7 separate regions of the Mus musculus genome follow, and regions 2, 3, 4, 5, 6 and 7 are each linked to region 1. The links are chromatin loops, found by intact Hi-C in ENCODE. Cell type or tissue: left cerebral cortex. All regions are shown on one strand.

Evidence for each region. Peaks named below come from ENCODE experiments on the same cell type or tissue, not always from the same donor. Only the 100,000 strongest peaks of a DNase experiment are listed, where the experiment ranks them.
Region 2: a loop joins it to region 1, with 4 times the contacts of the local background. A loop is called at or near these places in 8 of 42 quality-filtered maps.
Region 3: a loop joins it to region 1, with 8 times the contacts of the local background. A loop is called at or near these places in 8 of 42 quality-filtered maps.
Region 4: it touches region 1 in a loop (4-fold over the local background); 30 of 42 quality-filtered maps call a loop at or near these places.
Region 5: it touches region 1 in a loop (8-fold over the local background); 14 of 42 quality-filtered maps call a loop at or near these places.
Region 6: a loop joins it to region 1, with 2.8 times the contacts of the local background. A loop is called at or near these places in 4 of 42 quality-filtered maps.
Region 7: a loop joins it to region 1, with 9 times the contacts of the local background. A loop is called at or near these places in 33 of 42 quality-filtered maps.

Annotation. Positions count from the first base shown.
Region 1 is chr7:79,493,989-79,497,988 of GRCm38, forward strand. No RefSeq gene overlaps it. Among named protein-coding and RNA genes, the nearest start is that of Mir9-3hg, 4.0 kb to the right of the region's middle. In left cerebral cortex, CTCF peaks have their summits at 81 (motif pointing right) and 2,187 (motif pointing right); DNase peaks (open chromatin) are centred at 100, 2,205 and 3,981; H3K4me3 peaks cover 348 bases; H3K27ac peaks cover 800 bases.
Region 2 is chr7:79,658,333-79,662,332 of GRCm38, forward strand. Ticrr (TOPBP1-interacting checkpoint and replication regulator) reads left to right here and starts at 1,864. Exons shown (of 22, transcript NM_029835.1): 1 at 1,864-2,670. The coding sequence starts at 2,008. In left cerebral cortex, no CTCF peak of the experiment used is centred here; DNase peaks (open chromatin) are centred at 1,775 and 3,009; H3K4me3 peaks cover 1,567 bases.
Region 3 is chr7:79,647,463-79,651,462 of GRCm38, forward strand. No RefSeq gene overlaps it. Among named protein-coding and RNA genes, the nearest start is that of Ticrr, 11 kb to the right of the region's middle. In left cerebral cortex, a CTCF peak has its summit at 1,758 (motif pointing left); a DNase peak (open chromatin) is centred at 1,751.
Region 4 is chr7:79,545,352-79,549,351 of GRCm38, forward strand. Gm31740 (a long non-coding RNA gene) reads right to left here. Exons shown (of 3, transcript XR_391642.2): 2 at 1,758-1,921. Among named protein-coding and RNA genes, the nearest start is that of Gm31740, 3.1 kb to the right of the region's middle. In left cerebral cortex, a CTCF peak has its summit at 1,916 (motif pointing right); DNase peaks (open chromatin) are centred at 1,988 and 2,562; H3K27ac peaks cover 1,214 bases.
Region 5 is chr7:79,727,859-79,731,858 of GRCm38, forward strand. It overlaps Plin1 (perilipin 1), which reads right to left. Exons shown (of 9, transcript NM_001113471.1): 3 at 1,993-2,197; 4 at 112-194. Among named protein-coding and RNA genes, the nearest start is that of Plin1, 2.9 kb to the right of the region's middle. In left cerebral cortex, CTCF peaks have their summits at 536 (motif pointing left), 1,547 and 2,110 (motif pointing right); DNase peaks (open chromatin) are centred at 548, 1,555 and 2,061.
Region 6 is chr7:79,778,971-79,782,970 of GRCm38, forward strand. All of the region lies in intron 17 of Wdr93 (WD repeat domain 93), which reads left to right. Among named protein-coding and RNA genes, the nearest start is that of Mesp1, 13 kb to the right of the region's middle. In left cerebral cortex, a CTCF peak has its summit at 1,761 (motif pointing right); DNase peaks (open chromatin) are centred at 1,756 and 2,082; H3K4me3 peaks cover 495 bases.
Region 7 is chr7:79,592,956-79,596,955 of GRCm38, forward strand. Rhcg (Rhesus blood group-associated C glycoprotein) reads right to left here. Exons shown (of 11, transcript NM_019799.3): 10 at 1,827-2,033; 11 at 408-845. The coding sequence ends at 1,851. Among named protein-coding and RNA genes, the nearest start is that of Rhcg, 23 kb to the right of the region's middle. In left cerebral cortex, a CTCF peak has its summit at 2,138 (motif pointing left); a DNase peak (open chromatin) is centred at 2,123; H3K4me3 peaks cover 182 bases; H3K27ac peaks cover 799 bases.

The DNA of each region.
Region 1 (4,000 bases):
GCACCATTTTCAAAGTTAATCAACCAGCCCATCGCTCTGAGCAGGCATCCAAGTATGTTGTAAATTGTCACAGTTGCCACATGGTGGCGCACCTGCCCTTGCCTGCGAGGGAATTTGCAGGATGGCGGTTTTGACAGGTGTCAGATCTTTTCTCTTTTCTCTGGAGCCCTGGCTTGCTTGGAACTCACTATATAGCCTCAAACTTGCTGTGATGCCTTCCGGAGGGATGACATTCTGGGCTTGCAACACTATTCCAGCTTTGGTGCCAGATCTTCCAGAGACCGGCCTCCAAAACATGTGCCCTTGACTGCACTGCAGTAAGACTCCAGGGCTACCTGCTGGGAAAGGCACACAGAGCATCTTTGAGTCAGAGAACTGGCAGTGACTGGACCGGATCTTGCTAGTACAGACCAAAGACAGGGACAAGATTCAGCTGCAAGGGGGAGTTGGGCTAGCAGAGTCTCAGACACTCTTTAGTCCTTGAGCCTCTGGTCTTTCTTTTGATGGCTGCCTCACCTATCTGCTTCAATCATTTCTGATTTTTTGTTTCCTCGTTGCTAACTCTTCCAGGCTGCTGAGCTCCCCTGCAAGCCTCCAGCCTGGGCCTTCCTCCAGTGCTCAGAAGGGATGTGCTAGATCCAGGCCAGGCTAGAGATCAGTCCTCCTGAGCATGGGACCAGGCCAAGATTCACTCAGTTGGTTGTCAGGGAGAGGGGAGGAAACGGAGTTGTAAACAGGGTCACAGAAGCCCATCTGGTCTAATTGATGGGTGAGGTCAAAATGGACATCTCTGGGTCACAGAGATGACATTGACTTAGGCTCCTCTTTTTTAACGAAAGCACATGTTTACTTTTTAAGTTTGTTTACTTTTCGTTAACATAAAGCCATGCGAGCTACTACAGCATCCCATAAGTTAGGTCTCCAGTGGCCTTTGCAGGAAGGTTCCTTTGGAATTTGGTACGAACCATGCCGTTGTTTCCATGGCCCTGAGTGAGTTAGCTTTCCCCCAGACTACTCTGGTTCTGTCCTGTCTGCCTCCAGGAGACACTGGAGCCTTTGTTTTATACACATCAGAGCATCTCTTGCCTAAGTAGAACTCTTTCGCTGGGAAGTGGTGATGCATGCCTTTAATCCCAGCGCTCGGGAGGCAGAGGCAGGTGCGTCTCTGTGAGTTCGAGGCCAGCCTGGTCTACATAGTGAGTCCCAGGACAACCAGGGCTACACAGAAAGAAAAAAAAAACTGTCTTGGAAAACAAAACAAAGAAAACAAAACAACAAAAAAAAAAGAACTGATTTTTTTCTTTTTTCTTTCTTTTTTTGTTTTTGTTGTTGTTGTTTTGAGACAGGGTTTCTCTGTGTAGCCCTGGCTGTCCTGGAACCCAGTTTGTAGACCAGGCTGGCCTCGAACTCAGAAATCTGCCTGCCTCTGCCTCCCAAGTGCTGGGATTAAAGGCGTGTGCCACCACCACAAGCATAAACATATTCAATTTTAAGCAGAGCCATTTGCTCTCTTTGGTTCCAGAGACTCGATTATAGCCTTTGGAAAGCTAATGACCTCTCCTGAGCTAAGCCTCTAGCAGTGTGGGCTCAGAACCCCCGCACATATTTGTTGAGTAAATGAATGTCAAGGACCCACCCACACTGTGGCCACTGGGAACATCATATCTGGATCTTCAGAGATTTTTCAAGACTGCAGCTGTGAGCCCTGGACCTCCAAATCTTAATCATTGCCTGAACCTCCAAGTGTTAGGTGCCCTCAACCCCACCCCTACCCCAAAAGAAATAGCTTTTTGTCTTTCGTTTTCTGAAATCTGTAGAGATGAGGAGGACCCTGGCTGGAAGGAAGCCACTGAGATGGAAAGGCAAAGCTGGGGAGGGTCTAACACTTTGGTAAGCACAGGGGTAAAGAAAGAACAGGCAAGGGTCTGAAGTCTCCAGGCTTCCATCCAACTGTCCTGATGTTCCCAGCATGCAAATGATGCCCTTGACCCGCGGCAGAGTTTGAAAGATAAAGAGGAGCCAGGAGGAGAAATAGAAGTTCAGGTCACCCCGTACTGCAGTGTCCCTGGCGTCGCTATAGACCTAGAAGCGGGCGTGTCACCGCCCACTCCACTTAAGCAGAGAGCCTTTCCCGCCGCCAGGCCAGGCTTGGTGCGCACTTGCAGCCGAGTAGAAGGTCCGGCAGAGGGCGCTGTTGGACAACGCGCGGAGCCGCGTCAGCACGCCAGAGCCGCTAGGTCAGGACAGCGGACCACAGGACCCCGGGTTTGCCCGCAAGAACGAAAGGAAAAAAATGTGAATAGGAGTGTGGGAGACTCTTAGGAACATCTGTGTCTGCGAGAGCTTTCATTTAGTCTGGGCAGATCTCGGAGCTCTGCAGGCCTCACCAAATGCAGTTCTGGAGCCAAGAGGAGGGGGAGGGATCCTTTGAGCCGCAGAGCCTGCAGCCAGCCGCAAGGTTCTGATCCGGATGGATTCGAGTCCCGAGGCCTCTCTCTCTCTCTCTCTCTCTCTCTCTCTCTCTCTCTCTCTCTCTCTCTCTCTCTCTCTCTCTCTCTCTCTCTCTCTCTCTCTCTCTCTCTCTGCTTCCCAGGACTGGCAGGAGAGGCGCCCATTGTCCTGCGCACTCCATTTGCATCCTGAGCTCTACGCACACCCTTTCTTGGGTCACAGTCCCCCATCCTTGCCCTCTCACGGGCCCCTCGGTGACTATACTTTGGACGCCTGCTCCTGAGAAGTTAGACTAATCCTGGCGATGGCCAAAACAGGCAGACCAGAGGCTCGATCAACTTCTAGAAGGTCCTGGGCATCAGGGTTGCCCCTGGATTTGACGACTTGACCCCCCCAACCCCCTCTCCCGAGCAAGAGGGTCATGCTTCAGTGACCTTGCTCTGGGAAAAGCGATGGTCAGCCTTTGCTGAGTTTTCCTGGGCCACTGACCTTCCGAACTTTCTTGTTGTTTCATGGCTTCAAGAGTTAGAGACAGTGTCAGGCTCCCGGCCTGTCTAAGGAGTTTCTGGTACACAGGGCCTCTGAACCCTTTTCTGAATATTGACCTCAGAGCTGAGCTCACTGCAAGATTCACATCTCTCTGCATCCCCGGTCCCTATGGGAGGAGCACAGGGTTCTCTTTTGGCCATATTCATGAATCTGGGAACACATAGCAAGACCATGGTTAGCAAGACCTTCCCCCATTTCTCAGTGAGTCTGGGAAGTTGTGCTGGGAAGGCAGTTTGGGCCCAGGGCACAGCAGCGCTTCCGGGGGTGACCCCTACTAAAGCTGGACCCCTGTCCCTACTCTTTCGGCCCAGGAGCAGCTTTGAGATGCTGGCTGGAGGGTGCAGGAGCAAGGAAAGCCAAGAAGGGGACTACTGGATATGAGAGTGCAGATAGAAGACTGGAGATGTGACTACCATCTGGGCTGCTTGTCCCTTCCCCATCTCATTCCTGATCCAGTTCTCTCTCAAAAAACAAAAAACAAACAAACAAACACAATAATACAACCACTGGGACCAAACACCCAGCCGCAAACCAAAGGGCTTTCAGAATGAGGTGAGTGGGTCAGATTCATTCGAGGCAGAGTTGCTTTCTCTCTCTCTCTCTCTCTCTCTCTCTCTCTCTCTCTCTCTCTCTCTCTCTCTCTCTTTCTCTCTCTCGTGAGATCCATGTAACCTCAAAACGAACCTGCCCTTTTCAGTGACTTTACTTCATCCAAAAAAGGCTGCCGAGGGCGGGAGCTTAGGGGACGAACACTGACGCCGGGGCTAGAGCCGCAGAGGCCTAATGGATTCAAGGCCTGCGCAGGCAGAGGCGCACCCGCCGGCCTGCCCGCGCTCTCAGGAGCTGACAATGGAGTCCCGGGGTGACCTGAACAAAGAATTTGGAAGTAGTTAAACTGCAGAACACGTCCTGGGCCTGGGTGCCTCCTTTCAAAAAGAGCGCTGGGAGAAGAAAAGAAAGCACTGGGGGGTGAAGGGGGCGAGAAAATGCCCAGGGGAAA
Region 2 (4,000 bases), 160 kb after region 1:
TACAGAGTAAGGCCTTTTATTAAAAATAGAATACTGACAACAGAAATCTAATAATCCTCATTAATTCCAAGATTTATCTAGACAACTTAAGTGTAAGATTTGATTAGATTGTTCTTTTTATTTCAAAATATGGCTGGCAAGCTATCATTCTAGAAATGGTGTCGTCTCCATTATTTTTATATATTGATTTATAATTATATTAGGAACATTAATAATATGTGGCTTACTTACTTTCATAAGGCCACATGTCCTTTTTTTTTTAAGTCATTTAAGTTAAAACTCAATCAGATAATCCCAAATCCTCTTACTGTGGTACCAATAGGAAACACATATGAGGGGCTGAAGAGATGGCTCAGTGGATTAAAGCATTTGCTGCACCTCCAGAAGATCTGGGTTCGATTCCCATCATGCAAGGCTGACTCACAATCAGCTGCAACTCCAGTTCCAGGGGATCCAACACCCTATTCTGATCTCTGAGCACAGGCATGCACATGTGCAAAACGCCCATACACACACACACACACAAAAAAAAATCCACTGGCCAGAGATGAGACCAAGAGGGAGCATACTTGCTAACAACATGCCAGGCTGGGAGTTCCATCCCTAGCAACACCTCCCTGCCCCCATATACAATAAAGTTAAAAAGAAAGCGGGAGGGGGGAGGAGGAAGACACGAATGAGTGTTGGAGATGTTGGTTCAGTGCTTGACTGTCCAGCATTCAGGAAGTCTTGGGTTTGATCCCCAATACCCCATAAACTGCGTTTGGTGCAGGGGCATGTCTACAGTCCCAGAACTAGGAAGGTGGAGGCAGGATGATCAGAGAAGTACAAGGTACAGTTTGAGGCCAATTTGGAATATAAAAGAAAGTCACAAAAACAAACACACAACAAAAACAAGTAAAACAAAACCAAGACTTCAGAAAACACTAATCTACTGAATGGATGAGCTGTAAGAAGGCGGGTGCTGGAAATCGGACGTTCTAGTGTTTTTTTCTGCACCCATTGGACTGGCTTGCGTACTCTCTGGTGTGTTCACTCCTTAGTTTGTAAAACAGCCTCCCCAGGTGCTCTGCAGACGTCTGATTAGGTATCTTTATATTACATTTTCCTACCTAGGACCCGTATTGCTCTTCTGTCACTTCTCTTTCTTCCCGAAAACACTTCCCTGCCTTCCAGACCTTTACAATAGAGTATCCGAGGTCCTTCCACTATGCTCCAGCCTTGCTAAGTAGCCCCTGCTGGCTTGGAACCTGCGATCCTCCTACCTCCGTCCCTCGAGTTTGAGGATTATGAAATGTTCCTTTCGTCTTTTACAGAAAAAAAAAATTAAGCCCTCCGTCATAGGCTAAAAGACTTAAGAGTAGTCTAAAGTGAACTTGACTCAAGCATCCTAAACCCCTCACTGTGCACATCCCAGGCTTCAGGGTTCTAGTAAACACGCCCCGCCTTCCGCAGGCGACACACACACTCACGTACGCGCGCGCGTGTACAGACACACACACACACACACACACACACACACACACACACACACACACTCACTCACACTCACACTCACACACTCACACTCACACACTCACACTCACACTCACACTCACATCTGCGCACAGTAGCCCAAACGAAGGCTTCCGCGCCCACCGCCACGCCCCCGAAGTACCGCCTCTTTAAATTTTAAAACGAAGGCTCAGGCCAATGAGAACTACATTTCTCCCGGAACTCAGCGCCCCGCCCACCGCCACACCCTCCACCAATCAAGCGGAGGTCTTCCACACGCCTTCCAGTTAGGGTTAAAGAGGGAAGTGCTTACGTAACTTACGTTCAGCCTGCAGCCAATAGGAGCCGAGTTTGGGTACCAGCTCCTCCAATAGCTGCAGCTGTCGGAGAGCGCGGGAGCCTTCGGAGCAGGGCCTCAGAGAAGCGGGCAATGGCGCTGGTTCTCTGAAGAGAGTGCTTTACCTCAGGAAGGGCCACGCGCGGCCGGGCAGAGGGAGTCCCGTGGCGGCCGAGATGGCCTGCTGTCACAAAGTGATGCTGCTGGTGGACACAGCGGGCGTCTCTGCTCCTCATAGCCCGGCCCGACGCGCCGCCCTCCGGCTCCTCACTTACCTGAGCTGCCGCTTCGGCCTTGCCAGGGTCCACTGGACCTTCAAGTTCTTCGACTCTCAGGGGGCACGGAGCCGGCCCTCCCGCGTGTCCGACTTCCGCGAGCTGGGGAGCCGCTCCTGGGAGGACTTCGAGGAGGAGCTGGAGGCCAGGCTGGGGGATCGCCCTCCCGGAGCTCACCTGCCGGGCCCGACGCCCAGAGCCACCCACACGCACGGTGCCCTGATGGAGACGCTGCTCGACTACCAGTGGGACCGGCCGGAGATCACGTCGCCCACCAAGCCGATCCTGCGGAGTAGCGGCAGGAGGCTGCTGGACGCCGACGGCGAGGCCAGGGAGGCCCAGGCCGCGCTCGGGGGCTTTGGGAACGCCGTCTTCCTCCTGGCGCCCTGTCCTCACTCGCAGAGGGAGCTGCTTCAGTTCGTGTCCGGGTGCGAGGCACAGGCTCAACGCGTGCCGCTCACCCCCAAGCAGGTGATGGAGAAGGTGTTGCCCAAGAGAGTCCAAGAGGTTATGATCGCCCGAAATATCACCTTGTACTGGGTGGACACCACCGAGCGATCTAAGGTAAGGTGAGAAGCAGTCTGGATCCGGTCCGCAACTCCCCGACAGCTGAACTTGTCAGGCTCCGTAAAGTGCCACAGACCCAGAATGAACCCCGTGTGCCTTCCGAGGGAAACCCTTGCGGGTCGCAAAGGACAGCGTTCCTCCAACAAAATGGGTAGATTCTGGGTACCTATTAAATCCGAGTGTGGAAGAGCCTCTGCGCTTTGGTACCTGGGTGCTTTTGCGTCCTTAGTTTTGCTACACAGCACTTGTATTCCAGCATGGTGGAAGCCTGGTTCAGCCAGGCTACAGGACTTGGCCGCTTGTTTTGTCTAGTGCTGCTGTGTCTTCCTGGACCTCTAATCCTCTCCCTCTGAGGCAGTAGAAACCTCTCTTAACCTTTGTTGTTGGCCCGGCCTGATGACGCCCCAGCCCTCAGGAGGCAGAGAGGCAGGTCTCTCTCTAGTTCTAGCCTCCATCCAGGTCTATGCAGAGAGGCCCCATCTCCAAAACAAAAGCAAACCCCTTTGTTGTTGTGGCCTGTGCTCTTTCTCTATTGTGTTCCAGTTGGACACACCAGACACACCTGTCATCTTCCATTTATTCTAAAAACACCACCTCAATGACTGTCCATGGAAAGCTGAGGCAGGACTGTCACAGTGCAGGGCTAGCCAGGGCTGCTAGATCTTGTTTCAAAAAAAAAAAAAAAAAAAAAAAAGCAAACAACAAAAATCTCACAGTTACAGGTCTTAACTCCGTTTTGTATTTCCCCACAATTTAACATTGTGTTGAGGAAATATTTGCTGATTAAATTAATCACTTTTGGGGGGAGGGGGAGGTTCGAGATAGGGTTTCTCTGTGTAGCCCTGGCTGTCCTGGAACTCACTTTGTAGACAAGGTTGGCCTTGAACTCAGAAATCTACCTGTCTCTGCCTCCAAAGTGCTAGGATTAAAGGCGTGGGCCACCACTGCCTGGCTATTTTCGGGGTGTGTGTGTGTGTGTAAATTAATCACTTTTTACAAACTTAGTCTTAAAACAGCTAATTTGGATTTTTTTGAAGCAGTGATGCTTCTTGCTTGAGTAAGTGCTATGATAAATGTGTGTGTGTGCTTGTTTTGAAACAGACTAGTGTAGTGTAGTGGCCTGGAGCTCTGTGTAATGGATGATAAACTCTTGGTCTCCTGCTTTCATATGTATATAAAGATTTTTTTTCCTGTTACATCATTTAGTAAAGATATATGCACTACTGAGGTACTCCATTGAGTACATCCTACCCTGCTTTAGGTGCTGGAGATATGGTGGTAAATAAAGTGTATTTTCTAGTTTGGAAGATATATTAAACAGATGTGC
Region 3 (4,000 bases), 150 kb after region 1:
GAAGTCTGGGACCACACCAGCCTGTGGACAGGGTTTGTACAGTGAGTACTGCTGGAGTCTGAGGGGGTGGGGTTGAGAGGAGAGCAGGGTCTGGCCTCTAGCTTGCAGGAATGTCCCCCACCCCACCCTTCACAGCATCTGTAAACCACACACACACTATTTCACTGTACCACAGCCCATAATGATCCTGCTGCCTCATCTTTCCAGTCTCAACCTGAATTTACAGGTGTAGAACACCATGTCTGGCTGAAATTCTTAACTAAAAATGTTTAAACTCAGGCTGGTGAGATGGCTCAGCGGGTAGGAGCACTGACGCTGCTCTTCAGAAGGTCCTGAGTTCAATTCCCAGTAACCACATGATGGCTCACAACCATCCATAATGAGATCTGACACTCTCTTCTGGTGCATCTGAAGTCAGCGACACTGAACTTATAATAATAAATAAATCTTTTAAAAATGTTTAGCCGGACGGTGGTGGCTCACACCTTTAATCCCAGCACTTGGGAGGCAGAGGCAGGCGGATTTCTAAATTCAAGGCCAGCCTGGTCTACAAAGTGAGTTCCAGGACAGCCAGGGCTATACAGAGAAACCCTGTCTCGAAAAACCAAAAAAAAAAAAAAAAATGTTTAACCTTGTTTTATTTTTAAGTGTATGAATATTTTGCCTCCAAGTGTGTATGTATCTGTGGAGGTTGGAAGAGGCCATCAGATCTCTTGGGACTGGAGTTACAAATGGTTTGAGCCATTAAGTGGGTGCTGGGAACCAAATCTGGATCCTCTACAAGAACAAAAAGTACTCTCAACTGTTGAGCCTTCTCTTTCACTCAACTGTAATAGAATACTTACTTTTATGTGTGTGGTGTTTTGACTGCATGTAAATCTGTGCACCACATGTGAGCCTGGTACATAAGAAGGCCAGAAGAGTGTGCCAGATACCCTGGGACTAGAGTTACAGACACTTGTGAGATGGGAATGTAGGTGCTGGGATTCGAACCTGGGTCCTCTGGAAGAGCAGCAAGTACTCTTAAATGCTGAGCCATCTCTTCATGGCCCCTTCCCCATTTTCTTAAAGGGGCTTGGCACTTTATTTTGCAGAGGTGCATGCAAGTTACACAGCTAGTCTTGGCCCCTGACTACCCAGCTGTTAGAGTGGCAGAGTGAATAATCCTCCATTAGGGAAAGGTGGAGATACATACATGTTGTAGACTCACTGGATATAAAGGCAGGACAGCTTCCCTGAGTAGCATCCACTGCCAGCCCCTCCAAGGCTCTGAGGCACTGAATGGCCACTCCCATGCTGGCTGGGTGGTGGTGGGATGATAGAGACTGGAGGGGAGGCTGCCTGCATGGTTTGAGGGAAGCAGTGGGGACTTTGGCAGAGACTAGACTCAGGCCTGGGTTTCTCTTGCTAGCTATGAGAATTAAATGGAGCCTCAGTTTCCTCATTTGTAAAAGGAAGAAAATAAGACAAATAACACAGAATACCACAAGGCATACCCAGATGTCCCACTAAGTGCTAGAAATACTCGATTTCTCTTCTATTTGTGGAGGAGAAAAGGAATTATCCATCTTTCTCCAAAAGAAGGGCACTCACATGTCCCAAGTGCACCCAAGGTCTTTTGGGGAGTGTGAGGATGGGTTGGGGGACTTCAAAAACCCCCTGGTTTCTGCTTTTCACAGGCAAACTAAGGACAAGCAATTCTTTGGAAAGCAGAAGTCAGAGCCCTTAGTGGAGGGCTGCCATCGCCCCCTGCTGGTACTTTATGGTAGCGGCCTTCATTTCTAACTGGAGAAATAAATTCTTGGTTGTATTTTAATGAAATTTTCAGGATAGGCATTTTGCTAGGTCCTAAGGATACAAAGAGAAAGACGTTGCTTGTTAAGGTTTGAAAATGAGAAAAAAAATAAAAATTAAAATTAAAAAAAAGGAAAAAAAAAAGAAAATGAGGTGTGCCGGGCAGTGGTGGCGCACGCCTTTGATTCCAACACTCGGGAGGCAGAGGCAGACAGATTTCTGAGTTCGAGGCCAGCCTGGTCTATAAAGTGAGTTCTAGGACAGCCAGGGCTATAAAGAGAAACCCTGTCTCGAAAAACCTAAATAAATAAATAAATAATGTTTTAAAAGAAAATGAGGTGTTCACTACAGTCTTGTGTTTGAACAGTTAGCCCCCAGTTCAGTGGTGGCTTTATTTATTTATTTATTTATTTATTTATTTATTTATTTAGAGATTGTAGAACAAGGTGGCTTACTAGGGTCTCTCTCATTTCTTACCTAAGCACACTGCTTCCTGATTCAGTGAGGTGTAAGTTTCTCCCCAGCTCCTGCTGCCAGGCATTGAGCTGTCCCAGCCCAGATCCTCTCCACTGTACGGCTGTGTGTGGGCAGTTGTATGGAGGTCAGAGAACCACTGTGGGGAGTTGACTCTCTCTTTCCACCATGTTGAGGATGGGTCTCTCTTGTGTCCACCATGCTGTGTATTCCAAGCTAGCAGCCCTTTAAGCTCCCAGGGGATTCTCCCGTCTCTGCCTCCCATTTTTCTGTGGGAGTGCTGGGATGGCAGACAGAGCCAAGGCTTCTGGCTGGGAAGGGGCTGAACTCTGGTCATCTGGTCTCCACATACACTGAGCCATCTCACTGGACCAGAAAAATGAGTTTTTATTTTTATTTGTTTATTTGTTTTAGATTTTATCACTCTTAACTTTACTCTGAAACTCAAACTTACCCCAAACCATTGTTGCAATAGTAGTTAGCCATGCACAGTTGTACCCCACTTCTCAGAGCAGCATTGGTAGTCCAGCAGGCCCAGTTCACACCATAGCTTAAGAAAAACTCAATGGGGCTGGAGAGATGGCTCAGCAGTTAAGAGCACTGACTGCTCTTTAGAGGTCCTGAGTTCAACTCCCAGCAACCACATGGTGGCTCACAAGCATCTGTAATGGGATCTGATGCCCTCTTCTGGTGTGTCTGAAGACAGCTACAATGTACTACTCATATACTCATAAGATAAATAAATAATTCTTTAAAAAAGGAAAGAGAGAAAGAAAGAAAGAGAGAGAGAGAGAGAGGAAGGAAGGAAGGAGGGAGGGAGGGAGGGAGGGAGGGAGGGAGGGAGGGAGGGAGGAAGGAAGGAAGGAAGGAAGGAAGGAAGGAGAGAGGGAAGGAGGGAGGGAGAGAGAGTGAGAGTGTTGGGATGTGCCAGTCTAAGTTCTGATAATGAGACATGGATACCTACCTACCTATCTCTTACTAGCTCTTACTGTAAGCCCACGTTACACGATTTTCAGTGTTCCTTGAAAGGAGGCCGACTGAGGAGTCACTGGTCATCAGAGCCAGCAAGTCTGAGTCAGCCATGGGTGTCGTGCGGTCAGCCCTCTCATCTGAGTCGGGGAGCGACTTCCACTGCCATCCTTCCTTTCCCCCCTACTCCTCAGCCCTGGCTACCCTCAGCCTCACCCCTAGGGCCATCCTTCACCTTGAAAGCAAACAAGTACCACTGCTTTTTTTTTTTCCCCATATGTTGTTCCCCTCTTCTTCAAGCTTCTTTCCATCACCCGAAGAACTGGCAGGACCAGCCTCAACCTGGGGCATTCTAAAGGGGCGGATTTGTCTGGTCGGTTTTGCTTTTGGGTTGTTTGTTTGCCTGTAGAGCATGACAACTACAGCCCCTACAAAGCTGAAATTATTATTTTTTTCTTGCTGTCCTGAAACTCACTATGTGGACCAAGCTGACCCCAAACTCTGAGATCCGTTTGCCTCTGCCTTCTGAGTGCATGAATTAAAGGTGTACACCACCATACACCCGGATAGAAAAAAGTTTTCTCTTTAAAGAAAAGGAGCCTGGCATGGTGGCTGTATTGAGCATAGTAAAAACAGCTTTTAGACATGTAAAAATAGGTTAGTCAGGATCCCCACTACACCCAAGGCTGGACCTGATAACTAGAATTCATTGACATCACTCACTCAAGATAATCTGACACAGGCCTAGAACCTTATGATGCCC
Region 4 (4,000 bases), 51 kb after region 1:
ATGTGACCCTACCAAGTTAGAGGAGACCTTCAGGCAGACCACCTGCTTAAGCCAGGTTGGGGAGGAGGACTGCTGGAAGGCAGGTTGCAGGGGTGGGGTGGAGTGGGAAGGGGACTGCTGGAGGCTCCATCAGGTCAACCAAAGAACCATGGCTGTTCTGGAGGCCCTGGCTGGTCGCATATTTCCATCTGGGCTCAGAGACCAGACTTTCCAGATCCTATCCATATATATATATATATATATATATATATATATATATATATATATATATATGCTTATTTAAGTAATATTCTTGCAAACAGCAAGATCTTGTTTCTCCTTGTGAGTAGCAGCTGGAAGTTGGTAGGGCAGGCAGGCCACTGGAGTGAGGACAAGGCAGAGGTAAATGACAGGTAAATGACTTTAAGGGATAGGTTTAAAAAATGGGAATGGCTCAAAAACCTTAGGCGTCCACCCCAAGGAGTCAGGAACCGAGCTGCCTCAAAGGATCCCTTTCGTGTTTGGAGAATACTCTGAAATTCCAGTTGGCAGACCTCATGGGTTAATGTTGGAATTACTAACCCATGTCTTATTGGTGAGAGTGCGTGTACTTTACAAATCCATGAGTTTGAGGAGGCCGGTTGCTGCTGCAGGAACTAAATGTTTTCCTTTCCAGGGCAATGGATTGGCCTCAGATCATAGCTCGAACAACAAGCGTTTAAGCCCACACTTTCTCTCTTGTTCAAATCTTCCCCCTTTCTGGGTCAAAGCCAGTGCACACCCTTGCTGCCCTTCAAGGAACCAGCCATACTCATCCCAAAAGCCAGGGTAGGGCATAGTCTAGTGGGAACAGAACACAGGTTAGCTTCAGATCTGGTCAGTCTACCTGGTGGGACGGGGAGGGGGACGGGGGGGGGGCAGAGGCCTGGTGCAGCTGTTGGGAAACTCCTTCTTTTTTGACTCTGGTCACACAAGAAAGGCCTGGCGCAGATGTCTCAGCTTGTGCTCCAACCACTGCCCCCTCAAATCTCTACCATACAGTCTCTTCTTCCCAATTCTAACCCCCTTGTCTTGGTCTATGGCCTGTGAAACCTCTGTGCTGGCCAAGAAGAGAGCATTGGGGTGAAGCAGCTCTCCATGACACCCAGGAAGCAGCTCTGGCCCCTGAGCATGATAATGCATGTAGTGCCAACATTTCACCTCTAAAGGGGTCTCCTCCTATCACCGTACCAACCACCCTTGTTTCTTTGAAAGGATTTGGGACTCCTGCGTATGGTGTTTCTATCTTCAAGCCAATTTGCCTTAGGTTGTTGACCTTTTGCTCTGGCTATGTGACGCTCACATAACACTGACTGCAGCTGGAGTTATAGAAGAGGACCTCTGTTGCATCTACAGTGCAGAGAGATGCCCTCATTCTGCACAACCAGTTAGCACAGTCCTTACAGCAGAGGGAACTGGCTCTGATCTCCCTAGGCCCTGGTGGCAGAAGCCCCAGGACAGGCCTTTCTACAAGCTTCTACAGCTACCCCTTCTCGGCCTGTGGTGGGTAAGAAAGGGATTCTGGCTTTTTCTTTCACGTGCTTTCTTTGATTGCCTAGAGCATCTCAGAATACACCAGAAATCAGCATCCAGGGCTAGCTCCGGGTGCGCACCCACCCCCCAACCCCCTTGGCCCTGAAGTCCACACAACCTTCATTAGCAATCTGTGGAGAATGGAGGGGCAGGGTGTGCCTAGAAGCCTTTACAGACGAGAGGCTGCGATTTTCTCGCTCCCGTACCATTTAATTTCGTGATCTTCGTTCCACTCTGGCTGGGCAGTTTCCAAGCTCCTCTCACTGCTGAGCAGAAACCCAGAGGCAGAGACTCTACAGTTCGTACTCTTGGGTTAGGTTTGCAGTTGCCTACGTTAGAGCGGGTCACAGGTCCACCGGCAGAGGGCGCCCTGAGAAAGAACAGAGCGGGTTTGAATGTCTTTCCTGGGTCCCTGGCGCCACACTGTGGGACTAGATGATTCACAGCCACACCTGTCATCGCTGTTTCCCAAACTGGCAGAGTCTCTTGGACAAAGCTACTGAAGCAGGCCTGAAAGTGGGTGGGAAGGAGGCGTCCCCACCTACAACAGGAAGGTTGCCGGCTACTGCTTCTTTTTATAACCACGTGAACACTAAAGGAAGTCATTGTTAGGCGCACTGTGGAGGTGTGTGCGTGCCAGCAGTGTGTGCATGTGCTCACATTAAGTGTGCAGAAGCAGGGGAGGGACAGAAAGCATAGCTCCTGAGATGGCTCTTAATTCTGAGCGGGTAGAGTTTTTCTAGAGCATTTAATTCAAGTAATCTCTCCTCTATTTGTGTGTGTGTGTGTGTGTGTGTGTGTGTGTGTGTGTGTGTCACTTTGTAGCCCAGGCAGATCTTGAACTCCTAATCCTCCTACTTTAGCCTCCCTAGTACTGGAGTTACAGGTCTATACTCTCCTCAACCAACTTGAGCATTCCTGTTAGTAGGGGGAAAAAAAAAGATCCTGTGATCCAGAGATTGGGACAGATTTCTCTAAGGTCTTGTAGCAGCTACAAACAGTGCAGTGTTGACTCAGCTAAGGCTGGGAAAAAGCCACCTCTCAGCTGTCATCTATGCATCATATCCTCTGCTGTTAAACACTGCAGTGAGCAGGATGTAGAGTGAATAAATAAATTAAAAAATATTGAAATTGTACCAGGTCCACGCTTCTGGGATCACATTGGAAAGTGTGAGTGCATGCGTGCGCATGTGTGTGTATGTGTGTGTGTGCACTCGTGTGCACATGTGTGCATGCATGTGTGTGTGTGCATGAATGTGCATGCATGTGTGTGTGTGTTCATGTCTGGGAGGTAGCATATGCTTTCTTGGAAAGAAAATATGTCTTATTAAGGAATGTCTGTAAAGAACTTTGTGTAACTCATTTGGTGGCTAACACCTGTAATTCCACAACTCCAGAGACTGAGGAAGGAGGAATGTGAATTTATGGCCAGCCTGGACTACATAGTGATTTCTAGGCCAGCCTGGGATACAGACTGAAACCTCTTCAAGAGAAGGGGTAAGGAGAAAATTGTGTGTGTGTGTGTGTGTGTGTGTGTGTGTGTGTGTGTGTGCCCACACACATGCTGTGTTTGCCCATGGAAAGGTTAACACATGCCTATATATTGCATGAAGGTGTATTTGTGCTATGTGTAAAGGGATGTAGAATAGTAAAGAGCTATATGTGTCTAGATAGTGTGCTCACATGTAAAGGTATAGCTCGGATTAGGAGTAACTGCTTCTCCCAACGGTATGCCTGGTACACATATACCTGGTGCTCTCCTGTTCACTGATCCCCACTGCCCCCTTTCTTCACTCCTTCAAATGAGCCCTGGAGCACACCCATCCCTGAGCCCCAAAGAAGGAAGAATGGAAAAGAGAGGGTGGGAGGGTCAAGGGGTGCTGGATCCAGGGTGTGGCCACGTCCCGAAGCCCAGCAGGCTCCAAGGGCTGCAATTAGGCAAAGCTTCTGGTCTGCAGAGGGAGGAGGAGGAGGATTATAGCAAATTCATTTCTGTTTTCCAGCTCAGTAAGCCAGCAGCATGTCCCTGATGTTAGCATGAGAATGAGCCAGAGCTCTGTGAACCCCTCCCCACCCGACCTGCTGACCCCTCTCCCCCCACCCCCCATGTGAATAGCAGGACTCACAGCCTGGACAACCTCTCCAACCAGGGCCTGCAAAGCCAGTCCTACTCAGGGTAATTTAATATATTTTAAGCCCCCGGCGGCTTTATTTTCCCTCCTTTTTGAGTTTGTTTTAGGCATTCACAGCTCTCACCCCGTCATTAGACAGCCTTATTTGACGGACGGAAGGAGCTGCTATGAGACCACAGCCCTTTGTGTCCCCCACATAAGCTGGGCTTCCCCGTAATTAGAATGGTATTCCCAGCCATTGGGGCCTTTCATGAGGCGGAACAAAAACTCCCCGAGATGAATATCCCCCAACTCTCAGCCCCCTGGATGGAAAAGGG
Region 5 (4,000 bases), 230 kb after region 1:
CCATGAACACAGAAAGTTCCACAGCCAGAAAGTTCCGTCAGCTGTCCTCGTTCATGAAAGGAGGAGGTCCCAATAGAGTATAGGGGGCACCACGGAAGAGGGAGGACTCACCTTTTCTGGAGGGTATTGAAGAGCCGGGATCTTTTCCTCCAGGTGGTCCAGGCCTCTGCAGGCCAACTCATTGGCAGCTGTGACTGAAAGGGAAGGGCCATGTTGGGGTAATCCCTGAATGCTTGTGAGGCACTAAGAGTGGCCTCCGTCTCAAAGAAAGCACATTGGGGCCCAAGATTACAGACTGTTGCTTCCAGGGCATTTGGGGACCAGAGAGTGATCATGTACTTATATAGTGATCTCGTACTTATGATTCCTTGAGAGCAGGGTCATTTTGGAGTCGGTGGGACCTGTACTCAAGGCCTTGCACCTCCACCTATACAGCGTGTGGCTTTAGCAAGTCTCTGTCTGTCTGGTAAGACTCACATAACCCCTGTTCTTTATCTCTAGGGTCCTGGGCAGTAGCTCTCTGCTGCCCCCTCCTGTCAGGAGTCAAAACCATCAGCCTCTGTGGTTCCACGTCTGGATGGGCAAGCTTGTAGTGATGGCAGCAGCTCTGTGAATCACCAAGCGCTTTTCGCTTCCCTCCCCTTCTCCCTGTTCAAGGTTTTGGAACCCAGGTGGAAGTGAGGGAGGTGGCACCTGGGCCTTTGCACTGGCCCAGTGAGAGCAGGCTTGCTTAGTCCTGGAGATGACGAATCCACAGCCACAGACAGAGCCAATCCAGATGGACCCTAGAACCAGCTTTCACCCCCAACTGTCAAGATGGCTGAAAGCTGAAGGGAGCCACAGGGAGGAGAAAGAGGATGTTGCCCCTAGGGAGTGGGACAAGCCACAGAAGATGCAGACGTGTCAGAGGAGACTGCCCGTGGTCTACTGAGGGTGCAAGCTACATGGTCAAGATCATGGAAGGCACAGATTCAAAAGGTATTTATAGATACTCTTTCATATTTCTTTCACGTAACAAAGAGCTCAGAGGACTTGGATATCTTTTGATTGAACAGAATGAGGACTTCCAGGAGGGCTAGCCTAGAGCCTGAGACATTTTTATTATCCTATTATCAGTAATTGAGTGTATTTTTCTTGGACAACTTTATTCACGCATATGGTGCATTTTCTCACTCTTATCCCTGCGTCTTCTCAATCCCCCTCCCACTCTTGTTAACCCCCATGTTCGTTTCTCATGTTCTCCTCATTTTGTTCTGGTCCCCCCCTCTCCCCCCCACCGTTCACAGAGTTCAACCAGGGCTTTGTATGTGACCACGGATTTTAAGTGGAGCCTTTAAGTCTTCCTTGCCTGGTTACTTGGGTAGAATTCTCACATACCCACAAGCCTCTATCAGGATGGTAGAAGATGGTAGAAGATTTCTCAGTGATGCTGAGAGTATCCTCAGCCCTGCCAAGAGACGGGACTTTCAGGAGGAGGCAGAATAATAGAGGCGGGGCGAGCCTGAAAGGACCCTTGTTTCTGCCACCAGCAGCTCTCTGCTGCCCCCACCTGTCGGGAGCCAGTATCAGCAGCAGCTGGGCGAATGAGCCTTCTCTCTCCTTAAGCCTTCAGCACTGCTAGGCCAGTTTTCGAGCGTGTTTCTGCTGGTTTGTGATACTGCAGCTTCTGTTACATTTGGAGTTGGAGTGGCTAAATGTCCTGCCACTGGTCCTACTCTCACCGCTGCTCACAGAGTTGTCCCCACCACACCCGGACCTCTCCCAACATTCTTTGGCTGTCATTGTTAGCCTAAGATACCCCAGGCTGGGCAAGTGTAGATATATGTCTGTAGAGGAGAAGACCAGGAGGTCGGATATAGGTAAGCAAGGGAAGCAGTCAGGGAGGTGTACAAACAAGCTGTGAGACGATCAGACAGACCGACAAGCAGAGATGCAGACATGCGGGGAGTATCAGTGAACAGGCAGGATGCCACAGAGTCTATGAGGACTCACACTGGGTGGACAGCCGACGGACCACCGGCTCCATGCTCCAGGCAGCCAGGTTGCTGGCACCCTGTACACCCTTCTCATAGGCATTGCACACAGAGGCCACCAGGGGGTGGGCTTCTTTGGTGCTGTTGTAGGTCTTCTGGAAGCACTCACAGGTCCCGCTCACCACAGGCAGCTGCAGAACTCTCTGGAGCACGTTCTCCTGCTCCTGTCAGCAAAGAAAGAATCAGATGCTTCCACCCCCACTCAACCTTCTCACGAGCTATTATTCTCTCACTGTCACCTCCTCTGTGAGACAGGGGACATACATCTCATGCAGCCCTGGAGAGCCTGGAACTCCCTATATAGTTGAGGATGACCTTGAACTCCTAGCCCTACTGACTCCATCCCCCAGTGCTGGGATTACAAGCATATGTCATGTGTCACTAGGACCAGCTTTTGACTCTCTTCCATCATGGCTCTGTCTGTCCTTGGGCTGTCTACCTCTGCCACCCTGCTCGGATTATGTGTACACGTCTCCTTTCTCCCAGTAGAGTGGCCTCTAGTCCCTAGTACCTGTCGCACCCTGGAGAATTGAGTCACACATGGGGCTGCACCTTGTAAAATGTGTAAATTAAGCTCCCTCCTTCTCCCTCTCCCTCCCCCTCTCCCTTCCCTACTCCCTCTCTCCCTCTCTCCCCTTCCCCCCCTCCTTCTCTCTCCTTTTCTTTTTTTGATACAGGGTCTCACTATGAAGCTCTGGCTGCCCTGGAATTAACTGTATAGATCAGGCTGGCCTCAAACTCACAGAGATCTGTCTGCCTCTGCCTCCCAGGTGCCGGAATTAAAGGCGTTGCACCACCACCACCTGGTTTATAAATGGGTCACATGATAGAACTGTGGTCCTTTCCTCTAGACACTCTAAAATTTGGCATGGCCTTTTTGTTTTGTTTTGTTTTTTGTTTTTTGTTTTTTTTCGAGACAGGGTTTCTCTGTGTAGCCCTGGCTGTCCTGGAACTCACTTTGTAGGCCAGGCTGGCCTCGAACTCAGAAATCCACCTGCCTCTGCCTCCCAAGTGCTGGGATTAAAGGCGTGCACCACCACGCCCGGCTAGGCATGGCCTTTCTTAAAATATGACACTCCGTGTTTAAGTTGGTGGTCCGGTGAGCCTCGGCCTGTGGGGTGTAGTGGGGCCATCTCTTCTTACTCAGATGCCTCCATACTCTTATCAAAACATTTTGCTTTGTACAGCACTTGCACAATTAGATTTCAGAAAGTAGAAAAGGCCCAGTCTGTGAGTGAGAGAGTGATGCTCGTCATGGGGTGGGAAGCTGTAAGGATCCAGGGTAGATGCCTAGAGCTCTCTTAATCGGCACTGTAACTTGCTGGGGCTGCTCCCTGAGTCGGGCTCTGCTTGCGGGAGGCTGAGTTAACAGAGCCATCAAATAGACCTGCCTGGGCTCCAGGACAGAGCAGGCCACACGGATTTTAGCTTTCCATCCTGCAAGTGAGTCAGATATCAGAGGGAGAAAGGCATTCTGACTACAAGAGGAAACACCCTCTTTAACCGTCTGGAAATGGAAGAAGCCACTAATGGTTGGTTAGAAGGTTTAGCGTTTTTTGTGCTCCATTGACCCCTTTCTCATGACTTAGTACAAAGGAAGACAGTCGCCCTTAGTGCAGAGCTTAGTTAAAGCCTACTTTGGAATGAGTGTCCTCTCCTCCAGGGTCATACGCCTGAAGTTCACTCTCTGAACTGGGTCCAAATCAGAGAGGCCCTGGCAAAAGATGTCAAGGACACGTAAAAGTATCAGAATTACTCAAAATCGTGGCGAGAACTGGGCCAGAGCTAAACCCCGAACAGACTAAACTCCTAATTCATTCCCGCACATGGCAGCACAGGCTGTGTGCGGCAGAAGAGGATCAGGGGCTGAAGCCAAAGCCACAGAATGCGTGGGCTCTGTAGGACGCGCGCATCCTTCTGGGTGGTGAGCTTGTGCTTCTGGGTTTAGGACCAGGTGGCTTCTTTCC
Region 6 (4,000 bases), 280 kb after region 1:
TATCCCACATCTAGCACTGGGCTCTTGGCCTGAGCACTGTCTATCTGTCCAGAGCCCAGTGATTTTAAATAAAGTCTCACTGGAACACAGCTTCACAGATAATCGGTGGCCGCTTGTGTGTCTCCATGGCAGTGGTTGTAATGGAGAGCCCGTGACTTTTCAGGTATGAGTTGTTTACTCTCTGGCCGTTTATAGGAAATGCCCGTCTGCCACTGATTTCATTCTCTTCTCCGTCGCAGATGGCTATTGCGGGTGGATGTCTTATCCTTTATTCACTTCACCCTCCCCAACCCTTTGCTTGCTTTCCTTTCTGTTCACAAAGCCCAATGAACAGACGCAGGCTCCCTGAAGGAACAGGAGTCTCACTTCACGGGGCATCTCAGGACGCTATAAATCCTTGACGGTTCCCACAGTGGCCTGGCTGCTTATTTTGGGTGGGAAGAGGTCAACTGTGGGTTGCTCGTCTCATCCCTGGCCTGACTTTCCGGAGCGTCCCAGATGATAGGTTTATCCCCTTCCAAGACTTATCTCATAAAAAGTAGCCTCTGAGCTTCTGTGGTTTCTTCAGTCAGGGGAACACCCATGAGGTTCATCAGAGTCTCTCCCCTTTCTTCATTTAGACCTCTCCCTCAGGAAGTACAATGGCCAAGATATAGAGGTTTAAGACCAGACAGGCCTAGGTGTGAACTTTGACTCTCCCATTTACTAGCTAGGAGACAAAGGCTGGGTCACCCTTTCAGTGCCTGTCCCTAAGCTCACGGATACAGAGCATCTACCACTGCTGAGCCATGTTGCGGGTATTTTGAGTAGGCCTAACTTCTAGGGCTTGTAGGTTTTAGGTAAGATAATAAATACCAAGTGCCAGACATAGTGTGTGTCTTAGTGTTCTATTGCTGTAAGAGACCATGACTAAGGCAAGTCTTATAAAGGGAAGCATTTAACTGGGGGCTGGCTTACAGTTCCAGAGGCTTAGTCCATTATCATCATGGCAGAGAGCATGGAGACAGGCAGGTGTAGTTGGATAAATAGACAAGAGCTACATCTTGATCGCCAAGGGGAAAAAGAGACGAACGAGACACAGAGAGAGACAGACAGTCAGAGAGGAGTGAGGGTCTGGTGTGGGGTTCTGAAACCTCAGAGTCCACTCACAGTGACATACTTTCTCCAACAAGACCACACCTCCACATTTTTCTAATCTTTTCAAATAGTATCACTCCCTGGTGACTAAGCCTTCAAATCTCTGAGCCTGTGGAGGCCACCCTTATTCAAACATGGACAGACATGTGGATTTGGGGCTGAACAGTCCATATTCATGTATGTAGAAGTCAGTTTAATACTATGTCCATTTAGCAAACTACGGAGGTCAGTGGACTGTTCAGCCCCAAATCCACATGATGTTTAGCCCATCAGTAGGTACGCTGTCCCCTTCTGTTAAAATCAGAATGTCTGAGGGCTGGAGAGATGAGTCAGAGGTTAAGAGCTCTTGCAAAAGACTGGGGTTTGATTCTCAGCACTCACAGGGTGGCTTACAACTGCCTGTAATCCACTTCCAGAGGAAGTGACATTATCTTCTGGCCTCTGGGGCACTGCATGAATGCAGTGAACACACATATATGCAGGCAAAACCCCCATACACATAAAGTGAAATAAATCTAAAACAGTTGAGAGAGAGACAGACGCAGAGAGAGACAGAGAAAGAGACAGACATGTGGGAGCCTGGGGAAATCCTAAATATGACCACTAGGTGGCAGCACAGTTCCCCTCTGCTTTCTATTTCGCAGGGCCAGCCTGCACTTTCCTCTTTGCCTGCTAGGCTAGCCACCACCCCTGAGCTGCACTCCAGCCCCCTGCCTGCTTTGCCCTTCTTTGCTGAGCAACTTAAGAGGCTCTCTGTATCTCACTTGGGGACGTCTGTTGCTTGATCAAGAAAGGAACGCGGTCTCATGGATCTTGGGAGAGGAAGGGACTCTGGAGGAGGGGCTGTTCGGCTGACACTGCGTGGGTCAGAGGTTTGGCAGCAATGCTCAGGAGCATTCTGGACCCTGGGGACCTGCGCTTCAGATAAATGTAGGGGAAAGTGTCACGATTTCTACACTGTACTTCCAAATGACTCAGGAGCGTATTTATAGAGACAGAAAGTAAAAATGGTAAGAGATGGTGAAATCCAGGGAAATGTTTATAGAGAGCCCAAGGGAACTAGAGCTGAGGTCAGCGAATGTGGGTGAAGGGCCATCGGACTCTGCACCCTTTTAACAGGCATGGAAGTTTTCAAAAGAAAAAGACAGGGAGAACTGATAAGCCATGACGATAGTCCCATCCTGGTTTTGAGTCAGGAAGAAGATGGGGGTGTGTATTTGTGGGACATGGGTACAGTGGGGCGGTGAGCAGGTGTGGTGGTTTTCCTTGTGTTTTCCTGTAGCTTTCCCACAGAACACCGCCATTGTTTTGGCAAACAGACTGCAAACAGTAGTGGAGTGCTTCCCAAGGCCATGGTCTGAGCTTGCTTTTGCTCCTGGAGTGGGCGGGGCTCTGTGGCCTCCCAGTTTAATCTTGCTTCCTTCCCCATCTTTCTATGCTCAGCCAGCCTTACTCCTTATAGGGTGACATTTCCCACTTTACCCAGAGGTCAGTAACATGACACCTGCCTGTGGGAGTTGACCCAGGGCCCCTGGACCACCAACCAGACCACCGCAGTCTGGGTAACTCACTTCCCTTCACCTTAACCAAGTGATCTTGTCATAGATACCTGATGAGAAGCCAGACATGGTGCCACCGTGCCACCTTAGCACTTGGGGTGCTGAGGCAGAAAGGTGGGGATTTGAGACCAGCCTAGCAAATGTAGCAAAACATTGTTCCAAAAACAGAAAGAGAATTGTATTTTTAGTGTGTGTGTATACATATTTATAAAACTTTGGAAAACATGAATATGCAAAAAAGTAAATTTAAATAACCCATACTCCCACCACCCCCACCCCAAGTCATCAGCACCACCATTGACATTCCTTCCTGGTCACTCAGCCTGGCATTTCACCAAGTTAAGGTCCGGTTTCATGCATGTGCTTGTGTCTGACTTTATATTGCTTCAGCATATGACTTTCTGTAGATGTGTGCATACATGTGCAGGGTCATATGAGGAGACATGTGTGTGGTGTCTATAGAGGCCAGCACCTCCGAGGCTATCCCTTCTTATTTTTAGTTACCGCTTACCTTGGGGACTTCCGGTCGGGTTATTTTGGCTTTTCCGTTTGATTTGTTTGGTTGATTTTGTTGTACTGGTGTGTATGGGTGCATCTACATGTGAGTTCAGTGCCCTGGGAAAGCGGAGTTGATCCCTTGGAGCTGGAGTTACAGGCAGTTGTGAGCCACCCGACTTGGGTGCTGGAAATGAAATGCAGGTCCTCTGCCAAGAGCAGTGCGTGCTCTTAGCCACGGAGACATCTTCAACCCTATTTGTTTGTTTTTGAGACAGAGTCCTTCACTGGCCTGGGGCTTGCCAGGCCGGGCAGGCTAGCTGTCCTCTGAGGCCCCAGGGGTCCTTTGTCCCTTACCTTCCCAGCACTGATCACATTTGTGCACTGTCACTTTACAGATGGAGCTGTCCCCTTAGCCCCTGGTTTTTAGTTTTGAGAGATATCATTATTGTGTCGGTCAACTTCCTGGCACTGTAACAAAATACCTCAGATGATTAACTTGTGAGTAGAAAAGGTTTCTTTGGCTCCTAGCTTTGTAGACTGTAGTTCATGGTCATTGGGCATTACAATGGGGAACACGGGACAGGATAAGACAGCCCTGCATGACAGACATTTTAGGCAAAAAGAGTAGGAAGAAAGGGCTTATACAGGGGGCTTCCTGCCCATGCCATGCCTGGAAACACCATGATTGATTAGCCAATACCAAAGGTTCCTACGTATCATGCCATTATAAAATTCACCTCTCCTGTCATCATTACCAGCTGGGTCATTATGAATGCTGTCTTTTTTTTTTTTTTTTTTTTTTGAGA
Region 7 (4,000 bases), 99 kb after region 1:
CACAGCCCTGTCATAGTTCACCTGTCCATTCCACACCTGGATATGTAAGGACCTGAAGCTTTCCCCATTTTAGAGCAGGAGTGGGGCGGGACTGGCAGAGGAAGGGGAGGGAGGGTTAGAGAAAGGCAACTGGGAGGGGGGTGCTCCCTCCTTACTTATGCCTGCTGGAATGGACTCAGAGAAAGCTAGTACACGGGTGGCTTTCTCACCAGTGTGGACCCTACAGAAAGAGGGGTACTTGGGGGAAAGAATGCAGTCTAGGGCTTAGCTCCTGACCCTCCCGGGCTGCGTGGACTTTTGTAGAGAGAGTGGCCCTTTGGGCAAGGGTCAGGGCCAGGCAGGAGGCCAGGTCCTCTGGGTCCGTATAGATCTCACAGGGGTCCCACCAGAACATCCACTCCCCAGTCTACAAAGAGCATCAACAACATTTATTTACTACACAAAATAGAGTGATCTTGGGTGCCTTGGAACATGGGAAATACATTGTTGGGGAGCAGGCGGAGGCTTGAAGAGTCCAAGAAGGGGTATCCCGGGTGGGGTGGGGGCAAGCTCGCCCTCCCATTCCACACCCCCTTCCCAACCCCCGGCCTCAGCTTCTCTTCATGCTACTTCTCACAGGCTATGAGCATCATGACCGCAGGCAGGGACAGACCTTCTGCAGCTGACCCTGGCTTGGAGCTCACTTTGTCCGAATCTCCTCCATTCTCAGCCCGGTGAGCCCCCTGGGATGAAGCGGGTGTAGAGGTGCTGGAGTCAGGCCAGTGGGCCTTTCCGCTGCCCTGTCCCTGAGTTCCCAGATATGTCAGCCCCAGCTCTCTCCAGAGCTTGGGGGCAATCTGTGGGGCCTGCAAGAGAGAGGGGGAGCAGCTGGTATGTCCCCACCACAGCTGTGCAGCCTCCCGGAACCTTGTCTGATCAGTGGCCGCAGTCTGGCTTTGGTCCTCCCAGAGACCTTCTCTCCTGCTTTTTACCCTAGACCCAGCTACTTCCAAGCTCTGGTCTCCAAGGGCATCAAACACTGATATGATCAATGTTAATGACCTTGAAAGGCCCCCTTCCCCTCACTTGGTAGCCGTGTGGCTTGAAGATCCTGTCCATTAATTTCTTCATCTTTTAAAAAGAAAGAAAGGGGCCTGGGATGTAGCTCAGATTGCTTGCCTAGCATGCACAAAGGCCTGAGTTTGAAGACCAGCATTTTATAAACTGGGTTTGGTGGTACACACCTATAATTCCACACTTGGGAGCTAAGACAGGATGGTCAGTAGTTCAAGGACATCCTCAGCTACTTAGTGAATTCAAACCTAGCCTGGGATATACGAGGTCCCGTCTTTCAAGGGGACAGGGATGATTGGTGGTGATGGCACCCATCTGTAATCCCAGCACTTGGCTGAGGCAGGGGGATACTTAATTCCAGGCTAGCCTGGGGTATGAACAAGAGGTAAACAACTACCTTGCTTCCTGGAAGTTTCTCAAGGTTTGGATATAGATATTACAGCACCCCATCAATTATTTTGTGCATTACAGAGGGGAAGGAGGAGGGAAGGTCTAGCCTGATCTAACCAAATAAAGCCAGGTCATAGATGGGGAAACTGAAGCTGACCTCTAGGCTGAAGAGACTCTCCAAGTCAAGCAGCGGCAGTTACAAAGCCAAGTGTGTTCTTGAGTCTCTTTCTATATGTTCCTGCAGTCTAGCCTGCCTAGTCCATCTCAACTCACACCTTCATTTCTTCATGCCTGCTGTTTGTCTCTTTCCTATGGCATCTGGCTTTGAGACCTGGGCCTCTGTTGAGAAAAGCAGATCCCCATCCCCCACAGATGAGACTTACCTGCTTCTCACCTGCCCTGGGAGTTTAGTGTACCAAGGCTGCTGAAGGTGCTGAAGTTGCTAAGGATACTGGAGGTGTCGGAGGGACTGGAGGAACTATGGATGCTGAAGTAGTTGGAAGTACCAAGGGCATTGCAGGTACCAGAGAAGTAGAATGTTTGTGAGCAAGGTCCTCGGGAATGTAGACAGTGTTCACCTCTTCATGAACCTGTGGAGAGAGAAAGCTACTCCCAGGGTCCAGGATGCCTAGTGGAATGCCAGACTAGTGTTGGGGCGGACCAAAGGCTGCAAATGCTGTGTGGCGAGCGCCACCTTGTGGGCATCTTGAAGACTACATGGTATGAATTTCCCTTCACTCTTGGTGCTGTCATGATTGGCACTGCCCGGGATGCTGGGGCACAGCAAGAACCTTGCCATAAGGACAGCAGCTGGTTAACCTTGGGTTGACACAAGCGTTCAGATTTCATTCTGGACTCAGATAAGCAGCTTGAGAGTCAGGGAGGTGGCACCCATTTTTAAAAACTGAGCAGTCTGGTATGTCAGAACTTTAGTCATATCCAAAAGTAGAAGAGGAAAATGCAAAGACCGGAAACGGATCTGGGAGGTGAAGCATCACGGTGAGGCAGCTTGGCCCACCTTCTCACAGCTGTGGACCCCTTTCTCTGGGAAGCCATTTCACTGCCCAGGTAGACAAATCAGGGGTGTGGGGACAGCTTTCACTTCCAGCAATTTAGATATTTCCCCCTAACGGAGTACTGCTGAGGTACATACCTGGGAGAAGGTATGGACTTGACATTAACTATGAAGGTCAGAACAAATCAGGATGGTCTGGAGAGATGTCTGTATAATCATGAGGAATTAGAGTTCCGTCCCAGTACCATGTAACAAGCCAGGTATCTGTCACGGGCCAGCGACCCCAGTTGCAAAAGTCGTGGATAGATGGTAGGTAAGTAGGTAGGTAGATTGAGTCAACTCTTATGCTTGGGGATTTTGGGTCCATTTTATTAGTATTATGTCCAAGTGTTTCTGATTGTGGTATCTCAAATTATGTTTCTGTGGCCTTTAAAGATAGGATGAAAACAGTTATGCTCAAGAAAGAAAAGTCTATTTGACATGTCCAGGGCAATCTGTATGCCAGACAGGAAGAGAGAAAGAGCAGGGTGGATAAGCAAATCTCAACTGCGTATGAAAAATCTACAGAGAAGGAAGAACGAGAGGAAACACACTAAAAGTATTAGTGATGCTTCAAGGAGGGTGTGTGTGTGTCTATGTGTGAGTGTGTGTCTATGTGCGTGAGTGTGTGTCTGTGTGAGTGTGTGTGTGAGTGAATGTGTGTGTGACTGTGTGAGTAAGTGTGTGTGTGTCTATATGTGAGTGTGTATGTCTATGTGCATGAGTGTGTGACTGTGTGAGTGTGTGTGTCTGTGTGTCCATGTGTGTGACTGTGTGAGTGTGTGTCTGTATGTGTGTGACTGTGAGAGTGTGTGTCTGTGTGTCCATGTGTGTGACTGTGTGAATGTGTGTCTGTGTGAGTGTGTGTGAGTGAATGTGTGTGACAATGTGTGTGACTGAGTATGTCTGTGTGAGTGTGTGTCTATGTGTATGAGTGTGTATGTCTGTGTGTGACTGTGTGTGACTGTGTGTCTGTGTCTATGTGTATGAGTGTGTATGTCTGTGTGTGACTGTGTGTGTCTGTGAGTGTGTATGTCTGTGTGTGACTGTGTGTGTCTGTGAATGTGTGTGTCTGTGTGAGTGTGACTGTGTGAGTGAATGTGTGTGCGACTTGTGTGTGTGTGTGACTGTGTGTATGAGTGAATGTGTGTGAGTGTGTGTGAGTCTGTGTGTGTGTGTGACTGTGTGAGTGAGTGTGTGTGACAGTGTGTGTGAGTTTGTGTATGTGTTGTGAGATTGAACCCTATGCTTTTTGACTTGTGCTCTACCACTGAGCTACACTCTTTGTTCCTATAATTATATTTCTAGACAGGTTTCTCTAATTCCAGAGTTTCTGTAAAGAGCTTTTAGCAATTTTGTAATTTAAAATAAGCAAATTAGGGCCAGTGAGATGTCTCAGTTGGTAAAGGCTCTTGCTACCAGGCTGGTGACCCAGAACCCATCTGATGGAAGAAGAGAGTTGACTGCCATAAATCATTCTCCCTCCCTCCCTCCCTCCCTCCC